Regions from separate parts of the Homo sapiens genome. Here all the other regions are linked to region 2. A link is a loop called in an ENCODE intact Hi-C map of the cell type or tissue named here. Cell type or tissue: K562. All regions are shown on one strand. Links, peaks and the distances in the headings refer to the core of each region. The heading gives the core; the rest is flanking DNA.

Region 1 (7,367 bases), core at 1,831-4,330, 690 kb before region 2:
GGACATTTGGGTTGGTTCCAAGTCTTTGCTATTGTGAATAGTGCCGCAATAAACATACATGTGCATGTGTCTTTATAGCAGTATGATTCATAATCCTTTGGGTATATACCCAGTAATGGGATGGCTGGGTCAAATGGTATTTCTAGTTCCAGATCCTTGAAGAATCACCACACTGTCTTCCACAATGGTTGAACTAGTTTACAGACCCACCAACAATGTAAAAGTGTTCCTATTTCTCCACATCCTCTCCAGCACCTGTTGTTTGCTGACTTTTTAATGATTGCCATTCTAACTGGTGTGAGATGGTATCTCATTGTGGTTTTGATTTGCATTTCTCTGAAAAATTTACTATACTTTAACTTACAAATCTGTCAGAGTTGGACTTTTTTTTCCTATTGGTCATTTTCATGCAAAATAAGCCTCCTGTCGAAGTGACTGTTGAAAATTAATATTTGGGTTTGGGGAGCATGCAGATACCCAGAAATTTAGACATTTATGTATAACTATATATCAAAGAACAGAATCTGTAATTTCATCCTGCAAGCCCATATATTATAAAACTGAAGCCGTGATAATTATTTAAATTAAGTGGCTAATAAGGCTAATACCTAAATTAAATTAGGCTTTCAAAAGAAATTAGAATGACTAGCCTATGTATAAGGTGATAGATTCAGATAGAGTGCTAGAAATATACCAAGTGATAGATTCAGGGAGAGTACTGTATGATTTTTACCACATAGGAGAATTGTGAGCCAAGTTAATAAGAAACATCTTGTGGAATATCTTAATGTCAAATTTTAGCCTGTAGGAACTATAAGGTATCTTCGATTTGTAAGCATTGGGAAGTATTGTATTGAATGAAGTAGCATGAAAGAAGATAGAGAATTCGAAACTGTAATGTAGCATGGTAGAGGATTAAGCTGGTTGGATGAGTTTAAGTTGAATAATGAGAAATAAAAATGAATGGACATGGTGAGACTACTTAACAGGCTTTGAATGCCAAGCTGAGAAGTCTAGATTTAATCAAAGGGAATATAATACTGCATACTTACTATGTTGCAGACCTTTTGCTAGGTGCTTTATATACATCATCTAATTCTCTCAAAAATCCCTCAAAGTAGATTAGACCATGGAAATAACATATACCCTTAACACAGATTAACCTATTTTTATTCATTCATTTGTTCATTCATTACATTTATTGAGGAATTACAGTGTTTTGAGCACTTGATATATTAATTAGGCCTAGGGGACAATGGTAAACAAGATAGACACATTCCCTGCCTTCCTGGAGTTCACAGTCTGATGAGGAATCAGACAACAAGCAAACACAATTAAATGAATATTTACAAATGATGAAAAATACTGTGAGGCCCATGCTTTAAAACCCTGAGGCAGAAAATATCGAGTTTGACACTTACGATGGGTGGATCAGGGAAGGCCTATCTAAGAACAGGGTATTAAACCTGAGACCTGAAGGAGGAGATGGAATTTGCCCTGTGCAGGTGGGAGGAGGACAGTTTGAGGTGGAAGACAGGGCATCACTGCAGGAGGCTGCAGCAATTGATTGCTTACAGCTGTCCAGCCTCAATAATAGAGGGAGACAGGGAGCAGGAGCTTGTGGATTGCTTTACAGTCCATGGTGTCTGCCACAAGCAAGAACATGCTTTGGAAGTAAAATTAAGAGTTCAGTTTTGTTGTATTCATTTTAAAAAATGTAAAAATACGTAATTGAAGCCTAATTTCCATGTTCCATGTTCCAAATAAAATACTGTCTGTGACGTTCTCGATCTTCATAGCTGCCATGGCAGCTGTAGCCAATCAGCAAATTTGTTTCCAGAACCTATAGTTAAATCAGATGGAGCTGGGGCTGGAGTTGTAAGTAGAGAGCCCCTTTCTCCTAGGCACTCTCCACTCAATTTCTTGAGCTCTCAATATGTGCCAGGCACTGTATTAGGCACTTTATACAGATTACCTGATTTAATCCTCCCAACAATACTATAAAGTAGGTATATTATTATCCCAATTTTACATATGAGGCAACTGAGACCTAGAGTGACTTTCCCAAACTCATGCCACAAGTAAGGGGTAGAGCTGAAAGTTTAACCTAAACTCTGACCCTAGGGAGGGCCCATGCTTTAAAACCCTATGCTTTACTGCCCCTGCAGCCTTTTTCTGAATTATGTCAGCTGACAGGTAGAGGAACCATAAACTATTAGAAATGTTCAGAATGAGAGATTAGATTTTTATTGTGGACAGTCTGAAATTAGTAAGCATGGTCACTTGATTCACATATCACTCTGTTTTTTTACCCACCAACTTACAGCTATACTCCTTTGAGAGAATTGTTTGCCATTTGGCACAAGTTAATTTCATTGGTTAACAGAGCAAGTGACCAAGGACAAATATTTTATTCTGTTGACTTAAACTTGGTTCTCTAGTATCTTTGTCACTTTATAAGCTATAGAATAATTTCTAGGCCAGGCATGGTGCTTCATGCCTGTAATCCCAGCACTTTGATAGGCCGAGGCAGAAGGATTGCTTGAGCACGGGAATTCAAGACCAACCTGGGCAACATGGAAAATCCCTGTCTCCACTAAAAATAAAAAAATTAGCTGGGCATGGTAATGCGTAGCTGTAGTCCCAGCTATTCGGGACACTGAGGCAGGAGGATCACCTGAGCCCAGTAAGTCAAGGCTACAGTGAGCCATGATTGCACCCCTGCACTTCAGCCTGGGTGACAGAGCGAGACCCTGTCTCAATTTAAAAGAAAAAAAAAAAGAATTTCTAAAAGAATACATTTGAAGAGGCCTTTTAAAATAAGGTAACAGTACTGAAAATGAGTTAATACTTTCTATTAGTTGTTATTAACAGCTTACAAATATGGCAGAAATATATGGCACATAGTAGATACTTAATATTTGTTTAATTCATTTTGCATTCATCCTGCAATAGGTTTTCTTTCACCCTTAAAAACACTATTTTATTTTTATTTCATTGTTATATTTTTATTTTACTTTAGTTCTGGGATACATGTGCAGAACGTGCAGGTTTGTTACATAGGTATACATGTGCCATGGTGGTTTGCTGCACCCATCAACCCGTCATCTAGGTTTTAAGCCCCACGTGCATTAGGTATTTGTCCTGATACTCTTCCTCCCCTTGCCCCAACACCCGCCGACAGGCCCCGGTGTGTGATGTTCCCCTCCCTGTGTCCGTATGTTCTCATTGAAAAACTATTTTTTAAAATAAAAAATTTAAAACTATTTTAAGTCATAATGCCACTAGATGGCAATAGAGTTTCAGTCACAGCCATTTATTTGGTCAAGGAGAAGTATGTCATTGAATGTATCCCACATCTTTCCTTTATTAAAAAAAAAAACATTAAAATAGTTAAGTTTATATGTTATATGTGAAACAGAGAGCCTTAGGCAAAACTTTTAAAATAAATATACACAAAGTTGAATTTCTCATTAAGAGCTACCCGTGTTAGCTTATCCTGTCTTCATCTTACAAATTTTATTTAGACTTTGCCTTCATAGATTACTCTCATTATCTTAAAATGGAGTTTAAAACATTCCTAAATTAGGGGTAGAGCTCTGTGGTTTCACTAGTTGATGAAGTCCTCCCTGCTTTGTGTGTCTTTCTGTGAGAAAGCCTTATTTTGCCTTTTCCAGTACTGTCTTTTGTAAGCATTCCTTCACCGTTATCCATGAAGCAAAAGAGACTAATCAAAAGCTGCATAATCACTTAGCATTAAGAAAACAGAAAATGCAGAAAGTATTGGCATTTCAATGGCTAGACAGAAATTTTGAAGAAGTTATGTTTTTACTGATTAGTTTTCAAAGGCCTCATAGATGACATAACATTTTTGGAATGTCATGGATTCCAGTTTTTGGAATTGTTTGTCAAGATGGGAGACTTCTTGGCAAAATTAAGGGGAGGTGGTTGGTTTATATCTGTAAACCAGGAAGGTGCATATACAGAAGTCAAATGGCAAAGAAAACTTGCAGCAAATGTTTAGTCACATTTCCCATGGCCTGCCGTGGGATCATCAGGTATCTCTCTTTGGCTCCCCTCTTTCTGCAGCACCTTTGACCAAGAGACAAACAATTAGCCCTCCTCTCTTGCCCCAGTGCCAGCTGATAATGACCCAAGAAAATTGTTCAAGAATTCCCCATTGTAGGCCGGGTGTGGTGGCTCACACCTGTAATCCCAGCACTTTGGGAGGCCAAGGCGGGTGGATCATGAGGTCAGGAGATAGAGACCATCCTGGCTAACACAGTGAAACCCCGTCTTTACTAAAAAAAAAATACAAAAAATTAACCAGGCCTGGTGGCGGGCACCTGTAATCCCAGCTACTTGGGAGGCTGAGGCAGGAGAATGGTGTGAACCCAGGAGGCGGAGCTTGCAGTGAGCTGAGATCGTGCCAACCTGGGCAACAGAGCGAGACTCTGTCTCCAAAAAAAAAAAAAAAGAATTCCCCATTGTTAAATATTCATACTTTAAAAATACTTAGTACTAGACTTCCTAAAGTCATTGCTTTAACTTTGTTTTGTTTTTAATGTAGGAAGCCTGATGTTACTTTGGATTTTATGCTTCCAAGAAAAACAAGTTTGTCATCTGATAGCAATAAAACATTTTGCATGATTGGCCATTGTTTATCATCCCAAGAAGAGTTTTTGCAGTTGGCTGGAAAATGGGACCTGGGAAATTTGCTTCTCTTCAACGGTGAGTGAGCTATGATTGCACCACTGCACTTCAGCCTGGGCGACAGAGTGAGATTTTTTTCCTTTGAAACATTTCCAGTTTTTTTTCTCAGTTAACAAATATTAAACTAAGTAAATTAACCTGGCTAAAATATCCATCTATGTTCCTTTACTTGTGTTTAATAAGTACTGTATTTCCAAGATTCTAAGATATACTTTTAAAATATTTTAACGTTTTTGTAATCTAGTTGTGTCTTACAATTGATATATACATTTAATATAAAAATGTATTTCTTCCATCCTCAAAAAAGAGAAGCTCATATTAACTTAGCGTTTTTTTATACTGGATAATGTAGCATCATGACTAGTAAACTTATCTTGGTTGTCTCCTTTATAATTTTATTATATCTTATACAAATATCAAATTTTAGGGAAAAATGAAATATATGATTTTTAAAAAATATGTCCTTAAACCTCACACATAATAGCATTCAGACAGTGTTTATTGACTAAATAGGAAGGAATAAAGATATTGATTCAAATTTTAGTTAGAAATGGAGTTTACCAAGATATAGCTCCCATTATTTAAAAAATACAACAAAGTAAAATAAAACAGAAAACCTGTTTTCTGGCTAAGGAGCAAATGGAAATGTTATGATTTAATTAAAAGCTTCACAATTAACTTTATATACATTAATTCATCTTCCATCATAGTTGACATAGGTTATTTTCTCGTTACACCAATTTCGAAATTGAGGCTTTATCAATTTTATAAAATATAGTGAACAACTGAAAGAATCTGGCTACAAAAAATAATTCCTGGTTTCTTGCTTTTTATGAAAAATTCTGGTTAGGGTGTTTTAAATAACTAACTTTATTTTTCTGCTATTCAGGAGCTAAGGTTGGTTCACAAGAGGCCTTTTATCTGTATGCTTGTGGACCCAACCATACATCTGTAATGCCATGTAAGTATGGCAAGCCAGTCAATGACTACTCCAAATATATTAATAAAGAAATTTTGCGATGTGAACAAATCAGAGAACTTTTTATGACCAAGAAAGATGTGGATATTGGTCTCTTAATTGTAAGTTTTAATTTTATAAATTTTAATTTTATAGTAAATGTATTTAGGTATATTTATTGTAATGTATAGTTATGAATTAGATTTCTAAAGATTTTAATGTGGTTCCTTATCATTTTCTTTTCTTAGAATTATGTTTTTTTCTGAAAAAAATTGAAACACTTTGATCTCCTTTCAAAATTTGTTTCAGGCTTTATATTTATATCTCCTTTTCCTTGAAATTATATTTCTATAAAAAGTTTATCAGTTTAGTTTATTTTATACCTACTAATTATTCAGGAAAAATGTTTATGATACAGTGAAAATAACACTTGTTAGTTTGACATACTCCTAAAAAATGTTGCTCATTATATTTTCTTTCCATACTTATAAATAAATAATATCCATTTATAATGTTAGTTTTAGTTACATGTATTCAGGTCTTAGAAAACCTACTCTTTTTTATTTTTTATTTTTTTTTTTAAGAGACAGGATTTCACTCTGTCACCCAGGCTTGGGTGCAGTGGTGTGATCATGGCTCACCGCAGCCTTGAACTCCTGGGCTCAAATGATCCTCCCACCTCAGCCTCCCAAGTGGCCGGGCCTGTGGTCATGCATCACCACACCGGGCTAATTTTAAATTTTTGTAGAGATGGAATCTCGCTTTGTTGCCCAGACTAGTCTCAAACTCCTGGCCTCAAGCGATCTTCCCGTCTCAGCCTCCCAAATGGTGAGATTACAGGCATGAGCCACCATGCCTGGCCTAAAAAACTTATTATTTAATATCAGTAAAATTAGGAATTTTGCTTTCAAAGTATTGCTAATTCTGCTTATATGAGACTCTATTGATTTTTATATATTATTCCAATATTTTGTTCTACCAGTATATAATGTAGGAGCTAGTGGTGAGGATTTTTCGTTATAGCAACTAGAAAACTGAGCCTTCATAAATAGTCTTAGAAAATCTACTAAAATCTAGTAGATCTGGCCATGAAACTGGGTTCCTCTTTCTCTTGCTTCTTATGAGAAGTACAGATATTTCTTACTTGAAGGAGACTACTGTTTTGGAATGTATTTTGTTGTTTGTGGTGTTGTTGTTGTTGTTGAGTTGCGGGGAGGGTAGATTTGGTTGTCAATAATTATTGGGTAGTAAGGGCCAGTGATGCTAAATGTTCTACAGTACATGAACACTATTATACAACAAAGAATGATCCTATCCTAAATGTCCCACCATTAAGAAAACATCCTTTAGGGAAATGGTTCCTCAAACCTGAGTGTGCACCAGAATCATCCAGAGGGCTTGTTAAAATATAGATTGCTGGGCCAGAGCTTCTGATTCAGTAGGTCTGAAGTGTGACCCTGGAATTTACATTTTTAAGAAGTTCCTAGGTGATGCTGATGCTGGTTGAGGATCACACTTTGAGAACCTCTGCCTTAGGGAGACTGAGGAGCTCACACAGATGTTTGTTCAAGTAATAACTTTAACTCAATAGTTTTTGGTTAATCCATTTGTTTTCATAGAAAAATTTCCCTAATCCTTTTATTTTTCCTGAACGGTATATAGGTCATATAAGTTACAAAACTCAACATAAATTATC
Region 2 (7,367 bases), core at 3,042-5,541:
ACAGTGAGACCCCCAGCTCTACAAAAAAAAATTTTTTTTTTTTGAGACGAAGTCTTGCTCTTGTTGCTCGGGCTGGAGTGGAATGGCACGATCTCGGCTCATTGCAACCTCCGCTTCCTGGGTTCCAGCAGTTCTCCTGCCTCAGCCTCCTGCCCAAGTAGCTGGGATTACAGGTGCCTGCCACCACGCCTGGCTAACTTTTTGTATTTTTAGTAGAGACGCGGTTTCGCCATGTTGGCCAGGCTGGCCTTGAACTCCTGACCTCAGGTGATCCACCCGCCTCGGCCTCCCAAAGTGTTGGGATTCTACAGGCGTGAGCCACCGCGCCCGGCCAAAAAATTTTTTAAAAATGATTAGCCGGGCATGATGGCATGTGCCTGTAGTCCCAGCTACTGGAGAGACGAGCAGGAGGATGGCTTGAGCCCGCCAGTTTGAGGTTACAGTGAGCTATGATTGCATAACCTGGGCAACAAAATGGGATCCCGCCTCAAAAAACAACAACAAACCCCCAGAAAACAAAAAAAACCCTTTCCTTGGTTCTGTCTACGGAGGTGACATTTATCTCCTACTCTGAATGATGGCTCCCTCAGACCCCTCATGGAGCCCAAGAGCATCCAAAAGAGGATCAAAAACTTCATCTGGCACCAGTTAGACCAGTTCCTGGTCCACTACATCAAGAAACTGGAAGTGCTGCTGATGGGCAGTGAATCTGACTGTGCAGGGACCGCTCGCCGTGCCTCCTCCAAGAACCAAGAACCGCAACGCTGTTTCGGGAAGAGCAGCCCAGCTGCCGTCAGAGTCAGCAATCCCAATGCTGGGCTGCCCCGCCAAGAAAATGAATGGGCAGCCATGTGTACATATTATTTGTGTTTAAATAAAGCCATAAAATCTGAAAGAAAAAAAACAAACCAGGCGCGGTGGCTCATGCCTGTACTGTAATCCCAGCACTTCGAGAGGCTGAGGCGGGTGGATCACCTGAAGTCAGGAGTTCGAGACCAGCCTGGCCAACATGGTGAAACCCCCATCTCTACTAAAAATACATAAATTAGCTGGGCATGGTGGCGGGCGCCTGTAGTCCCAGCTGCTCAAGAGGCTGAGGCAGGAGAATAGCTTGAACTTGGGAAGTGGAGGTTGCAGTGAGCCCAGATCGCATCACTGCACTCCAGCCTGGGTGTCAAGAGCGAGACTGTGTCTCAAACAAAAACGAAAACAAAAACAAACAAAAAGAGTGAAGAGTATGCTCGGGCTGTCTAGCATTGTAGAAGGGCACCTCCACTTTGGAGAACTTTCTTTCGGCTGCCTTGTCTCTCTCTTCTCTCCTAAGTGGACCAAGGGACAGGCTTCCATGGCTTTCTTCCAAGCTAGAAACACCAGCAGGTCACTACTCATGTTGTGTATTTAGAAACCTTATTTAAAAAACTGGATTGCAAAGTAGAGAGTAGCTCAAAGGATGAAGCAGTTTTTTCCCCAATGGTTTTTGTGAGTCTATTACCAATGGCCTAATTTTGCTTTAATCAAAGGTTTTTATGATGCTAACTGATGATGTCTAAACACAAATAAAGGTTTTGTTTTGTTTCTGAGAATAGTGGCTTAAAAAATACTAACATGGAAAAATAATGGATGATTTTGCTGATAGTAGTACTGTTTGCAGATTTGTTTGCAGTACTGTTTGCAGATTTGTTTGCAGTACTGTTTGCAGTTTTATGGTGAAAGAAAATAATTTAGCAGCTAAGGCGAGTTTGTGCCTTGCCTTAGCACATGGTCACTTACGAACTGTGCGGTGTGGGTCTACACCTAGAACTTTCCCTCAGAACAGAGATTTAACAATTAGATGACACTCAGGAAGCTTCCTTTAAACAAGCAAATATTTCCAGTTGACAACAGGAATGTAAACACGACTCCAATCAGTGAATATGCTGAAAGCTCTTTCCTATCTGCGGTATTAGCTGTGCTCAGTGGAGAGGGTAACGTTTCTTCCTTTGTCTCCTCACATACTCATCTCCAATTAAATTACTTACCATCAATTCATAGACCTTTAGGGCTAAGCTAATTTTTAAACACTGACAAAAATTCTACAAAGAGCATCTATAAAACAGGTTGGGAGAGTGTCCTCAGAAGTTGAACCTAGAACCATGTCCTGGGTAGTATTCTCTGCATTGCCTTGTGGGGTCGTGTGTGGGAAAACATTCTTTTTTGTTTGTTTTTTGAGATGGAGTCTCACTCTGTCTCCCAGGCTGGAGGAGTGCAGAGGTGCGATCTCGGCTCACTGCAGCTTCCGCCTCCCTGGTTCAAGCGATTCTCCTGCCTCAGCCTCCCGAGTAGCTAGGATTACAGGTGCCCACTACCACACCCAGCTAATTTTTGTATTTTTAGTAGAGACGAGTTTCACCACGTTGGTCAGGGTGGTCTCGAACTCCTGACCTCAGGTCATCTGCCCGCCTCCGCCTCCCAAAGTGCTGAGATTACAGGCGTGAGCCACCGTGCCTGGCCACACGTGGAAAAAACATTCTGATCTGGCTGGGCGCGGTGGCTCACGCCTGTAATCCCAGCACTTTGGGAGGCCGAGGCGGGCGGATCACGAGGTCAGGAGATCAAGACCACCCTGGCTAACACGGTGAAACCCCATCTGTACTAAAAATACAAAAAAAAAAACAAACAAAAACAACAACAACAAAGAAAACATTAGCCGGGCGTGGTGGCGGGCCCCTGTAGTCCCAGCTACTGGGGAGGCTGAGGCAGGAGAATGGCTTGAACCTGGGAGGAGGAGCTTGCAGTGAGCCGAGATCGCGCCACTGCACTCCAGCCTGGGCGACAGAGTGAGACTCCGTCTCAAACAAAAACAAAAACAAAAAACCAAAACATTCTGATCCATGAACCTTTGGATTTCTCTGGGAGGAAACAGGTCTCTGCTCCAGCACTTCGCACTTATTATGGGGCTCTTGGGAGAAGGCAAGAGGGAGAGATGGAGGATGTTGGTCTCCATGCAGGATCACGGCTGCCGGGCACGGTGGCTCACGCCTGTAATCCCAGCACTTTGGGAGGCCGAGGCGGGCAGGTTGCCTGAGCTCAGGAGTTCGAGACCAGCCTAGACAACAGGGTGAAACCCCGTCTCTACTAAAATATAAAAAATTAGCTGGGCACGGTGGCGTGTGCCTGTAGTCCCAGCTACTCGGGAGGCTGAGGCAGGAGAATTGCTTGAATCCAGGAGGCAGAGGATGCAGTGAGCTGAGCGCCGCCTGGACGACAGAGTGAGACTCCATCTCCAAAAAACAAACAAACAATAAAAAAGATCACGGCTTCTCTGGAACAACAGCTCAAGCTGTGTGTGTGATAGTTAACTTTATGTGTCAACTGGGAGGGTGTTTTTGTATGAGATCAACATTACAGCCAGGCATGGTGGTGCACACCTGTAATCCTAGCTACTTGGGAGGCTGAAGTGGGAGGATTGCTTGGGGCCAAGAGTTTGAGGCTGCATTGAACTATGATTGTGCCACTGCACTCTAGCCTGAGCAACATAGCAGGATCTCATTTTATATTTAAAAAAATCCCAAAACATATTGGTAAACTCTGAGTAAAGCAGAGGCCCTCTCTAATGTCGGTGGGTCTCATCCAATCAGTTGAAGATCTAAGTAGAACAAAAAGACTGGCCTTCCCAAGCGAGGGAAGTTATCCGGCAGAACGCCCTGGGACTTCTCTGCACCTTCCGCTCTCCTGGGTCTGGACTGTGCTGGCCCACGCCTTGGGTTTAGGACCTGCCAGCCTCCACAATCACGAGCCCATTCCTCAACGTGAAACTCTTCCTCTCTCTACACACATCCTGTTGGTTTTGTTTCCCTGGAGAACTGTAATACAGCATGTCCCGCTGATCCTGGCTTATTTGTACCAGATCTTAGACTTTCAGTCAAGGGGCCCTCATAGATAAACTGCTTCAATCTTCCAGGAAACCCCTATACCAAAAACTCATGCTGCTCGGCCCGCCTCTCAGCGCCTTCTTGGTGTGCTTGGGCGCCATCTAGTGCCTACCGCAGGCACTGCGATGACCTACCCGCCTCTTTCATCTCTATCATCACCGGTTTAATTCCTTAAGCACATATTAGTAGACCTCCATATTCGTGTGCATCATTCGCTCTTCTGTTCGCTCAACAAACATTTAGCGAAGGTTTGTTTATGCACAAGGCATTGCCACAGATGCAAGACCGCCCAGCAGGTGGCTTCTCCCCTTTGTGGAACTCACAGATCAGCTGGAGACAGGGAATAAATGCAGATTACAGTCAGGTGAGAGCAGGGCCACGCGGAAAGCATGATAAAGAGCTCAGGAGCTAAGGGGGTGAGCAAGGGGGACTGCGGGGAGGGCCACTGTCGATGCAGTGTTTACTGCGTTCCAGGCGTGGAGTGGGCTCTGGACACACAGGGGTGACCGTCACTCCCCGTAGCAGCATCCAGCCTGCTGGGGCCTCCTCTCCCCTGCTTGCATTCGGATTGCGCTCTAGGACAGTTCGTGATGGTCCCCAGGCCACAGCACCGAGAATGACTTCCTTGCATTTGCCAGAGTGTGGCAGTGGTTCTTCAAAAATCAGGCTCTGCACTTGGAAGCTCCAGGCGAGACACTTGGGCTGCAGCTCCTGAGGGCTGCCTTGCTGGGAAGGGGTGGGGACGTCCCGCCGGGGATCAAGGTGAAGGTGGGTGTGTGGCCGGATCCCTGCTTGTTTCCTGCTCCCTAGGGCCTAACTCCTCACCCCTCACTCTGCTGAGAATTGATGAGGAGGAAACAAGGGGAAGGCTTTGGGTCCTCGTACCCCTGTTGTCCAGGCTCCCGCCCCGTTCGGACGACCAGCGCTTCCCGGCTCCCCGTCATGCTTCCCCATGGGACTCCAGTCAGCAAGGATCCCGCTGAGTTCACACGTGCTCAGGGAGTGGCCCTGAGACTTGGGTGCTCCTTCCCATGAGGCTGACTGTGCTGGCGAAGCCACTGTAAGCCAGTAGTAATGATCACTCCGGGCCTACTGTGTGCTAGATGCTGAGTGCTGTTACTTAAGTCACCTCTAACCCTCTAACCTTTTTTTTTTTTTTTTTTTTTTTTTTTTTGAGACAGAGTTTCACTCTTGTTGCCCAGGCTGGAGTGCTGTGGCACAATCTCGGCTCACTGCAACCTCCGCCTCGCGGGTTCAAGTGATTCTCCTGCCTCAGCCTCCTGAGTAGCTGGGATTACAGGCATGTGCCACCATGCCCGGCTAATTTTGTATTTTTAGTAGAGATGGGGTTTCTCCATGTTGGTCAGACTGGTCTTGAACTCCCGACCTCAGGTGATCTGCCCGCCGCGGCCTCCCAAAGTGCTAGGATTACAGGCGTGAGCCACCGCGCCCGGGCAGTCACCTCTAACCCTTCTAAACCTTTCTAGGTGGTGTTCTTGTTTCACACGGATGTGGCAATTGGCTCAGAGGGTTGAGGTCATTAACAGGAGAAGTGAGGCGGGGGCGGTGGCTCAGGCCTGTAATCCCAGCACTTTGGGAGGCCAAGGCAGGTGGATCACTTGAAGTCAGGAGTTTAAGACCAGCCTGGTCAACATAGTGAAACCCCATCTCTACTAAAAATACAAAAGTTAGCCGGGCGTGGTGGCGCGCGCCTGTAGTCCCAGCTGCTCGGGAGGCTGAGGCAGGAGAATCGCTTGAACCCGGGAGGCGGAGGTTGCAAGATCACACCACTGCACTCCAGCCTGGGGGACAGAGCAAGACTCCGTCTCAAAAAAACAAAACAAAACAAAAAAACCCCAGCAGAAGTGAGCATGGAGCTGACTGAGGTTGGCCTGGTTCCAAGTCCCTGTCCTCATATACCCATTCCTGCTGCCCAAGCAGGCAGTTGTGGTGGATGGGAGAAGGCAGGGGGGTTCCTTGCGAGCTTATGGCTTCTCTCTCTCTCTCTCTTTTGAGATAGGGTCTTGCTCTGTTACCCAGGCTGGAGTGCAGGGGCACCATCATAGATTGTTGCAGCCTCCAACACCTGGTCTCAAGTGATCCTCCCACCTCAGCCTCTCGAGTAGCTGGGACTACAGGCATGCACCACCATGCCCGGCTAATTTTTAGATTTTTTGTAGAGATGGGATCTTGCTATGTTGTCCGGGCTGGTCTTGAACTCCTGGCCTCAAACAATCCTCCCGCCTTGACCTCCGAGGTGCTGGGATTACAGGCGTGAGCTACCATGCCTGTATTGCATCTCTTTTTTTTTTTGAGACGGAGTCTTGCTCTCGTCAACCAGGCTGGAGTGCAATGGCGCAATCTCAGCTCACTGCAGCCTCCACCTCCCGGATTTAAGCGATTCTCCTGCCTCAGCCTCCTGAGTAGCTGGGTTTACAGGCACGTGTCACCGTGCCCGGCTAATTTTTGTATTTTTAGTAGAGACAGGCTTCACCATGTTGATCAGGCTCGTCTTGAACTCCTGACCTCAGGTGATCCACTGCCTCGGCCTCCCAAAGTGCTGAGATTACAGGTGTGAGCCACTGCGCCTGGCCACATCTCTCTCTAGAGACCTCTCCACCCTGGGGACAAGCCTGAGTCTCGGCCCTAAGGAGGGGCTTGCACCGCCTCACCCACCCATTCCTTCGACAGATCTGACTCCATGCCAGTCACTGAGGCCTAACATGGGTTGAGGGAGACCCAGGATTCTTCTTTCTGAGAATCTTGCCATCTATGGGGGATGTCACCATTATCCAGCCCTAGTCTATCATTCACAGGTGAGAAGACTGCAGTCAGGGAGGTCGGGGGTGCTGAGCCCTGGTTTCCTGCTGTGGGGTACATCACTGTCATTCCCCCCGGGATGAAGTGGCATCTGGAATGCCGCCTTTGAGCTGTACTTCTGCCTTCCCATGTTTATTCCTAAGCTCTGCCCAGTGCTTCTCACAGAGTGGGCATCTCTTAGACGTTCCAAAATTGTGGACGACTGTGCAACACAGTCTCCTCTGGAAGGGCCATGTGGACCGTGGGAATCGAGTGACGTCTGGTCTTCAGTGTGGGAGCTTCCTGGTTACAGGTGGCCTCCTCCTCTTAGCAAGACAGGAGCTGCGTGTGTCTTCCGATGCCCAGATCCTGCTCGGATAGCAGCGCTCCCTGTTCCACGAAATCCTCTGGCGAATCAGACAGTGGGTCCTTGATAAAATCAGTAACACGTGCCCCAGCTCTCCCCGCCGGGACCGCAGTAAATCTTCACATTTTTGCCACATCACTGCTTCTCTGACAGCTCAAGATGTTTTTCTGCTTCTGAGGATCCCTTTATTAAAAGCCTTGGAGCCCCACGGACGTGTTAAGCAGTGCTCCCTCTGGCGCCTCCCTGCCTTGCCATTTTCCCAGCTCAGCTTTTGCCTCTCTGTGTCTCCC
Region 3 (7,367 bases), core at 1,996-4,495, 770 kb after region 2:
ATTGCAAAATCCTAAAAAGGTGCTAGACTCTCAGCCTCCCCACAAGGAAGACATGCCGGAAATTCAATTTTTCACCATGTGAATGAAAGCAGATAACAGAGGGAAAGCAGGAGCACTGGGGGAATAGCTATATCTAGTTGGTGTGACAGGGTTTACAGTTCCCATCAATGAAGATGCCAAAAGAGAGTGGTCTGAGGACAAAATAAAATTAGTTTAAAAAGTTATACTCTAATCCTTGATAAACAGGTATAAATTAAAAAAAGAGCACCACTGTGATGCACGGATAGGTTTTCTTTTATTTATTTATTTATTGAGACGGGGTTTCACCATGCTGCCCAGGCTGGTCTTGAACTCGAGCTCAAGTGATCCACCCACCTCTGCCTCCCAAATTGTTGGGATTACAGGCATGAGCCACTGCATCCAGCTGGGTTTCTTTTTTTATTTTACTTTGTTTTATTTTTTTTGAGACAGGGTCTCACTCTGTCACCCAGACTGGAGTGCAGTGGCATGATCTTGGCTCACTGCAACCTCTGCCTCCCGAGTTCAAACGATTCTCCTGTCTCAGCCTCCCGAGTAGCTGGGATTACAGGCACCCACCACCATACCTGGCTAATTTTTGTATTTTTAGTAAAGACGGAGTTTCACCATGTTGGCCGGGCTGGTCTCGAACTCCTAGCCTCAAATGATCCACCTGCCTCGGCCTCCCAAAGTTCTGGGATTATAGGTGTGAGCCACTGCGCCCGACCGGGTTTCTTTTTTTAACCCCCATATGGTCCCACTCTTGCTGTGTGGAGACTGGCCTGGAAGTTTAAACAAACCCTCAGGGTTCAAACACTTCCCAGTCTGAGCAGCAGTGATGTGAGCCACCTCCTCGTCTTGCTTCTCTGGCTCGCCACTGCAAAGCTGCACGTTGAAGATGGGAGAGGTGCAGGGAGGAGGAGTGTGGGTCCCTGAGTCATGTCTCAGCCAGTGTTCTCTGGTGCGGCCTTCCATCCCCATTCCCACTTCCGTGGGCGGGTAGGAAGAGGGTCTTAGAAACAGCGGTTCCAGTGGCTGTCTCTCCCTAGCCTCTGAGATCCCCCTATGACATGCATACCACAAATTCTGAACAAATTAAAAGGCTTAGGTGGCCAAATGCTCTTCTATTCCCAATAAGAAATAAACTCCGGGGATTTCTGGAATTTCCTTCTGGAGGTTTGTAATTTCCTCTAATGTTTTTCTTCTGGCAAGAGCCTCTCCTTAGTGTCTTTTCTGTGGGGATAGAAGAGCAGGTGTAGAGCTAAGCAGGTGTGTACACTTAGCTTCCCACGGGCATTCCCTGCCCTTACCTCTCTCCCAGAGAGCGTGCCTGAGAGCCCCCTCAAGGCCTTCTCAGAGGGATCGCCCCCCTGTCATATCCTCACAGGCTACTGCTACCCCTCCTGCAGTTACAATGACAACTACTAGATTGTGTGTTTATAGGTATTTCTCAATATTCTACAGGAAGCATGTACCTTTTTCAGTAAGAGACAGAAAAAAAGGCTTGAGCTAAAACTTTTAACACATTAAGTTGTCTTTACATTAAATCTCATTTCCTATAATTCTAGTAACTCCAAAGTTTTTGATAATTTGGAGGAAATTTACCAGCTGGTTTACCACTATTTTAACTTAAGAAAAAGATGTTCTCAAGAATTTGGCAATGCTGAGTGCACAAAAATATATGGAAGAGACAATATTATTTTTTAAAAAATTATTTTAAAATATTTTAAGAGCACTGAGGAGCTTTTAAGCTCTCCTTATGTATATATCATTGATGCATTTCTTATAAGCTATTCTTACCCATTCTTTAAAGCAGTTTGACCTAGGAGTCCTGCTAGGCCATAATAAGCCCAGTTTCAAGAAGTGTACCAGAAAGTTAAAACACACAAACAAACCTCAAATAAACAAATGCTCAGCTTTTCTTTGAACATCCCAGTTCTCTCACATATATTGTTCAGAGTTCTTGGACTCAATCGACAGAAATGGTGTCCTGCTGTCTTCGACAAAAGAGAATTGATTGGAAGGCCTGTTGGGACTTTGTGAGTCCAAAGGATCTGTTTGCAAAAGGGCCGGAACCATGGACCTTTATGGTGGGAAGAGGCCAGAGGCCCCGCAGGGCCCTCAGGAGCTGGCCAGTCAGCACCACCTTCTCGGCTGTTCTTTGGGGTCTGGCATCTTGCTTCAGAGCCAAGTCCAGTTCACACCCTCCTCGCCTCTCCTGTGCTGTGGGAGGATCCGAAATGGAGATTCTGTTCCCTTCAGCTTCCACAGCAAGAGCAAGGTGCTATTTCAAAGAGGGATCAGGCGCTGGGCAGTCAAGAACACAAACAACCCAACAAATGTCCTCTGTGCTTATGAGATTTCCATAAAGAAATTTTAAATCATTTTGTGGAGGTTGGGCTCGATGGCTCACACCTGTGATCCCAGAGCTTTGGGAGGCCAAGGAGGAAGATCACTTGAGTGCAGGAGTTTGAGACCAGCCTGGGCGACATAGCAAGACCTTGTCTCTAAAAAAATAAAAAAATTAGCCAGGTGTGGTGGCGCATGCCTATGGTTCCAGCTACTTGGGAGGCTGAGGGAGGCAGATTGCCTGAGCCCAGGAGGTTGAGGCTGCAGCAAGCCGAGATAGTGCCACTGCACTCCAGCCTGGGCGACAGTGAGACCCTATCTCTTAAAAAAAAAAAAATCAGCTTGTGGGGCAACCATTTATTAATTAAACTGCTTTATTGAGATATAATTCACACATCATAAAATTCACTCATCTAATTATGCAGTGTATTGAGTTTTAGTATATTCACAGAATGGTGCAACCACCACCACATTCTAATTTTAGGACAAACCATTTGTTTTCAAAATTGAAGATAAAGAATTCCATGTTATGCAACCTTGGCTAGATTTAGAAACACATCTGTTCTATGGGGTAGTAAGTCTCTGGCCATGAATTCCTCCTGCCTAACTCTATCCTTGAAGGCTCAAGAGGAGCAGGAGCTCAGGGTCTGTACGGCAGGTGTGGGTTCTTAGGGACGGCTCTGACTTGGTGTGGCAAGGCGGCCAGCAGGTCACTTCATGCCCTCTAGCTCCAAACGATCACATTCTGAAAGAAAGGAGAGAGCAGAGATTTCCCAGAGCTTTTTGCCTCTTTCATCAGCAGCAGACGGAAGTCCTGGTCTCCTCTCTTGTACCCTCCGTCTTGGCTTCACTTTTCCTCTTTAAAGGAGCCCAGAGAAACATTCTTTAATTGCTACCCAGACCCGCCTCTAGAGGGCAGACAATTCCCCAGCTGAGCGGGGACACAGACTGCATCTCAGAGCCGCCCCGCTGTTCCATCCGCAGGAACTCTTTTCTAGGATTTTCTGCTTTTGGGTCCCTCCTAGGTTTGCCGCAGCGCATCCCCGTGCTGGCCACCTTCTGGCGCGGTGGGGAGTGGAGGTGTTGTGGTTGTGGCTGTTTTCTTTCTGGAAAGAAATCTCTCAACCTACCCCTCCCGCAACCCCAACTCAGGTTTAGAATGTATCGAAAGGACCGCAAGAGAGTTCTAACCATTTTATTTCATACACGTTACCCTTCATAGTCCCTTTAAAAATTTCGATAAAATGCGCGTGCCATAAAATTTACCATTTAAACTATTTTTAAGCGTACAGTTCTGTGGCATTAAGTACGTTCACATTGTTCAACAATCGCTACCAGGTTTTTTTCATCTTTGCAAACTGAAACTATATGCCCACTAAACAATAACTCTCCATTTCCCCTCTCCCCAGCCACTGGCAACCAGCATTCTACTTCTGTCTCTATGAGTTTGACTACTCCAGGAACCTCATATAAGTGGAATCAGACAGCATTTGTCCTTTTGTGACTGGCTTATGTCACCCAGCAGTGTCTTCAAGATTCAACATATTGTAGCATGTGTCAGAATTCTTTCCCCCTTCCCCCTCCATCCTCCATCCTCCATCCTCCATCCTCCTCCTGCTCCTTCCTCTTCCTCTTCTTCTTCTTCTTCTTTCTTCTTCCTCTTCCTCTTCCTCTTCCTCTTCTTCTTCTTCTTCTTCTTCTTCTTCTTCTTCTTCTTCTTCTTCTTCTTCTTCTTCCTCTTCTTCTTCTTTCTTCTTCCTCTTTTCCTCTTTTTTTTGAGACAGGGTCTTGCCTTGTTGCCCAGGCTGGAGTGCACTCGTGTGATCATAGCTCATTGCAGACTAGAACGCTTGGGCTCAAAGGATCCTCTTGCCTCCCGAATAACCAGGGGTACAGGCATGCACCACCATGCGTAGCTAATTTTTGAATTTTTATTTTTGTAAAGAGAGGGACTCACTATGTTGCTCATGCTTGTCTGGAACTCTTGGCTTCAAGGGACCCTCCTGCCTCCACCTCCCAAAGTGCTGGGATTATGGGTGTGAGCCACTACACCTGGCTCAGATTTTCTTTCTTTTTAAAGTGGAATAATATTCCACTGTATGGCCATGCCACATTTTTTTCATCCATTCTTCTGTCAATGGGCACTTGGGCCGCTTCCACTTTTGGTTGTGAATAGTGTTGCCACGAATGTGGGTGTGCACATATCCCTTTGAGTCCATGTTCTCAACTCTTTTGGGTTTTCATGGTCATTTTTGCCCAATGGGAGAATAAGATGAATCTACCCTAAGGCAGGGCTTCCCCACTTTTTCGTGTCCTGGCTTACAAAGGAAATATCTGTTTGTCTCCCTGGGATTTGGAGCCTCAACAGGGTAGTGGAGGTAACTAGCCCAGCATCCTGCTGCCCCAGCTGCCCCCTCCCAGACATGCCTGGACACATGGGGTAGGGGAGCTCTCTGCTCTGGATAACGAGATTCTCCAGGTTTAGAGCCCATGTGTCAAGTGGTACGTGTGGTGCATGGAGTGTAGACGCTCTAGGTGTGGGTGATGGGATGAGGTGTACTAAAAAGGCTCTTGTTTCCCCTTGGCTCACACCCCTTCCTAGAGTACTTGGCCCTCTGTAGCCCTAGAATGAGACCCACTGGCTCTCATAGCCCCTGGCATAGCAGCTGCTTGGAACAGCTGCATAATGTTACTGAAGTGGAGCAATCAAATTATTGAAAATGCCAGCATTAAGTTAGGATGCCCAAGGCAGGCAGGCGGCTGTGGGGGCTGAGCTGGAAGACTGGGTAGATTTATGGACTGGGGCTGCCGCTCTAGGTGGCACTTAGAGACCAGTGTAAACTGAGCTGCGGATCCCGTTCAGAAGAAAAAGTGAGAAGGAAGCCACAGGCAGGGCTGAGCGGAGGGCAGGTGCCTTGAGGGAGAGGGAGAGGAACAGGGGAAAAGTGGAGGAGGGAGAGGCTGCCCCAGGACTTAGAGCTTCTGTGAGGCTTTGGGGATGCTTCTGCATTTCACTTTTGCAAAAGTCAATTCTATCGATATTACAGTCTCCTTCCCTTGAGACAGATGGGCTGGCTTACCCACCCTGAAGGTTCTTGGGGGCAAGTGCAATTGAGGAAAAGCCAGAATGTGGTGAGGACTGCTTCAGGACTGGTGCAGTGGGAAAGTAACAGAATGGCCATGGAGACAGCACTGAACGCTTCTTTTTCAAATATTTTATTAATCTGTTTGGCCAAACAGGTAATGGAAACTGAGAATAATAATTTGCTAAAAAGTTCAGGTCATGAATGCCCCTTTCCCCCAGGAAACAGAAGACTCCATGGTTACAGAATGCACCATTGGGTTATGACAACGTTTCAAAATAATGTTTCCATTTCATATGTAACAATGTAAACTTCAAAAATAGTAAACTCTAACCCCTGACCCTCTTTACAGATCTATCACAGATAGAATTTTCTGGCAGACCTAAATTGTGTAAGTAAACAGCCTGGTGCTTAAAAGTTTCATAAAAAGGTTTACAGATTTCAGTAAATAATTTTTCAGTCTTGGTCAGGAAGTAAAAGCAGCCAGCAATTCCCCTCCTGCACAATGTACCTTATATGGGTATTGTACACCGCGGGCCACGCTCTGTATACACTGGCCATCAGCTCTGTCATTTTTTTGTACACAGACATACACATATATAGAGAGTTTTATTTGTTTCTAAAGATTTTTACATCTAAATTATAAGACGGCGCCAGTGACGTATCACGTCACCTCGCTTCACATAGGTAAAGACGAAAATTCTGTAGAAGGCACTGTGATTTCTCTTGCATGATCTTACACAGACACGTGAGAGCAGGCCAGCCGGGGCTTGGACTTATCTTGTCCTTCCTGGTACCTGGCACAGACCTGTCCTCTGACAGTTTTTGATGTTCATCATCCATTTCTGCCTTGCCTCTTCACATCCCAGACATCCTTCCCTCCCTCCTTCCATCCCTCCATCCATCCATCCAAATAAATTGACAGTTATCTTTTGGTTCATTGAAATTCCTTAAAATTAAGAGTACAGCTCTGGTATAAAACAAAATATGACCTACCATAGCTGAAAAATAATCACAGTGTGCAATGTCATGTTCAGTTGCTAAGATTCAAAACACTTGCTAAGATTCAAAACACTTGCCCTGATGGCTGGCTTGTCAAGAACGTCAGCCATCCAAAACGATCTACGCAGGGAACTTTTAAACCCACTTTACATTCGTTGGAAAAGCACTGAGAGGTTCTTCTTTTCTCTTTTGTATTGAATTGGTACCCTTAAGTGGAAGGTCTGATGTGGAAAAGTGCAAGCAAATTGGACATGCCAATAAATACCATAGAACTTACCGCAGATGACCAAAACTGTACAGGTATGTACACCTTACCCAACTGAGGTTCCTCCCGGCAGGAATAGACCTCCCAGTCATTACCACCGAGTTCTAGAGGAGTGGTGTTAGCGGGCGAAGGAAGGGCGGGCTCTTCTGTTCTTGCTCTGAGGTCCTGAGCTCAGGTCGGCAGCGCCCTCTGCAGGCTCCTCCTTCTTCCTCACTTTGAGTCGGGTGAGCAGCTTGATCAACCAGACATCCCACTCCTCTGGCAGGAGCAGGAGGAGAAAACCCAGGCCGATGATGATGATGGCGATGACCCGGACCCCATTGAAGACGATCTGACTGGTGTAGTGATCAATCACTGTGGGAGACAGAGCATGGAGGTTTCTCAGCTGCAGGGTTGGGGGCATGTCCCTGGAGAGTGGGCAGGGCCTGGGGGCACCCTCCTCTGTCTGGCAGTGTTGTGGTCTTCCCTGGACCACAGGATTCTCCTCAGTATGATTTTGTTCCAGGTGGGCTGGGGTTACCTCTAGTAAACAACCCTTAACTTTATCAAACCTCTCTGGTATGAAGCCTTGCACTTGTATGTCACCTCCCAAAACTGACTTGGTAGTTCAAACATTGATTTATGTGATTAAAACAAGTGAATGAAGGGCA

The links. A loop is a pair of places that touch in the nucleus more often than their neighbours do. Peaks named below come from ENCODE experiments on the same cell type or tissue, not always from the same donor. Only the 100,000 strongest peaks of a DNase experiment are listed, where the experiment ranks them.
Region 1: a loop joins it to region 2, with 13 times the contacts of the local background. A loop is called at or near these places in 14 of 110 quality-filtered maps.
Region 3: it touches region 2 in a loop (4-fold over the local background); 2 of 110 quality-filtered maps call a loop at or near these places.

Annotation. Positions count from the first base shown.
Region 1 is chr1:235,779,291-235,786,657 of GRCh38, reverse strand. It overlaps LYST (lysosomal trafficking regulator), which reads left to right. Exons shown (of 53, transcript NM_000081.4): 15 at 4,571-4,731; 16 at 5,603-5,793. Among named protein-coding and RNA genes, the nearest start is that of MIR1537, 70 kb to the left of the region's middle. In K562, for the core only: a CTCF peak has its summit at 3,292 (motif pointing right); no DNase peak of the experiment used is centred there.
Region 2 is chr1:235,090,658-235,098,024 of GRCh38, reverse strand. No RefSeq gene overlaps it. Among named protein-coding and RNA genes, the nearest start is that of LINC01348, 25 kb to the right of the region's middle. RefSeq lists enhancers at 3,985-4,144, 4,110-4,693. In K562, for the core only: CTCF peaks have their summits at 4,028 (motif pointing left) and 4,558; DNase peaks (open chromatin) are centred at 4,004 and 4,474.
Region 3 is chr1:234,322,712-234,330,078 of GRCh38, reverse strand. SLC35F3 (solute carrier family 35 member F3) reads right to left here. Exons shown (of 8, transcript NM_173508.4): 8 at 5,568-7,071. The coding sequence ends at 6,836. Among named protein-coding and RNA genes, the nearest start is that of MIR4671, 20 kb to the right of the region's middle. RefSeq lists an enhancer at 3,328-3,497. In K562, for the core only: a CTCF peak has its summit at 3,285 (motif pointing right); a DNase peak (open chromatin) is centred at 3,298; H3K27me3 peaks cover 126 bases.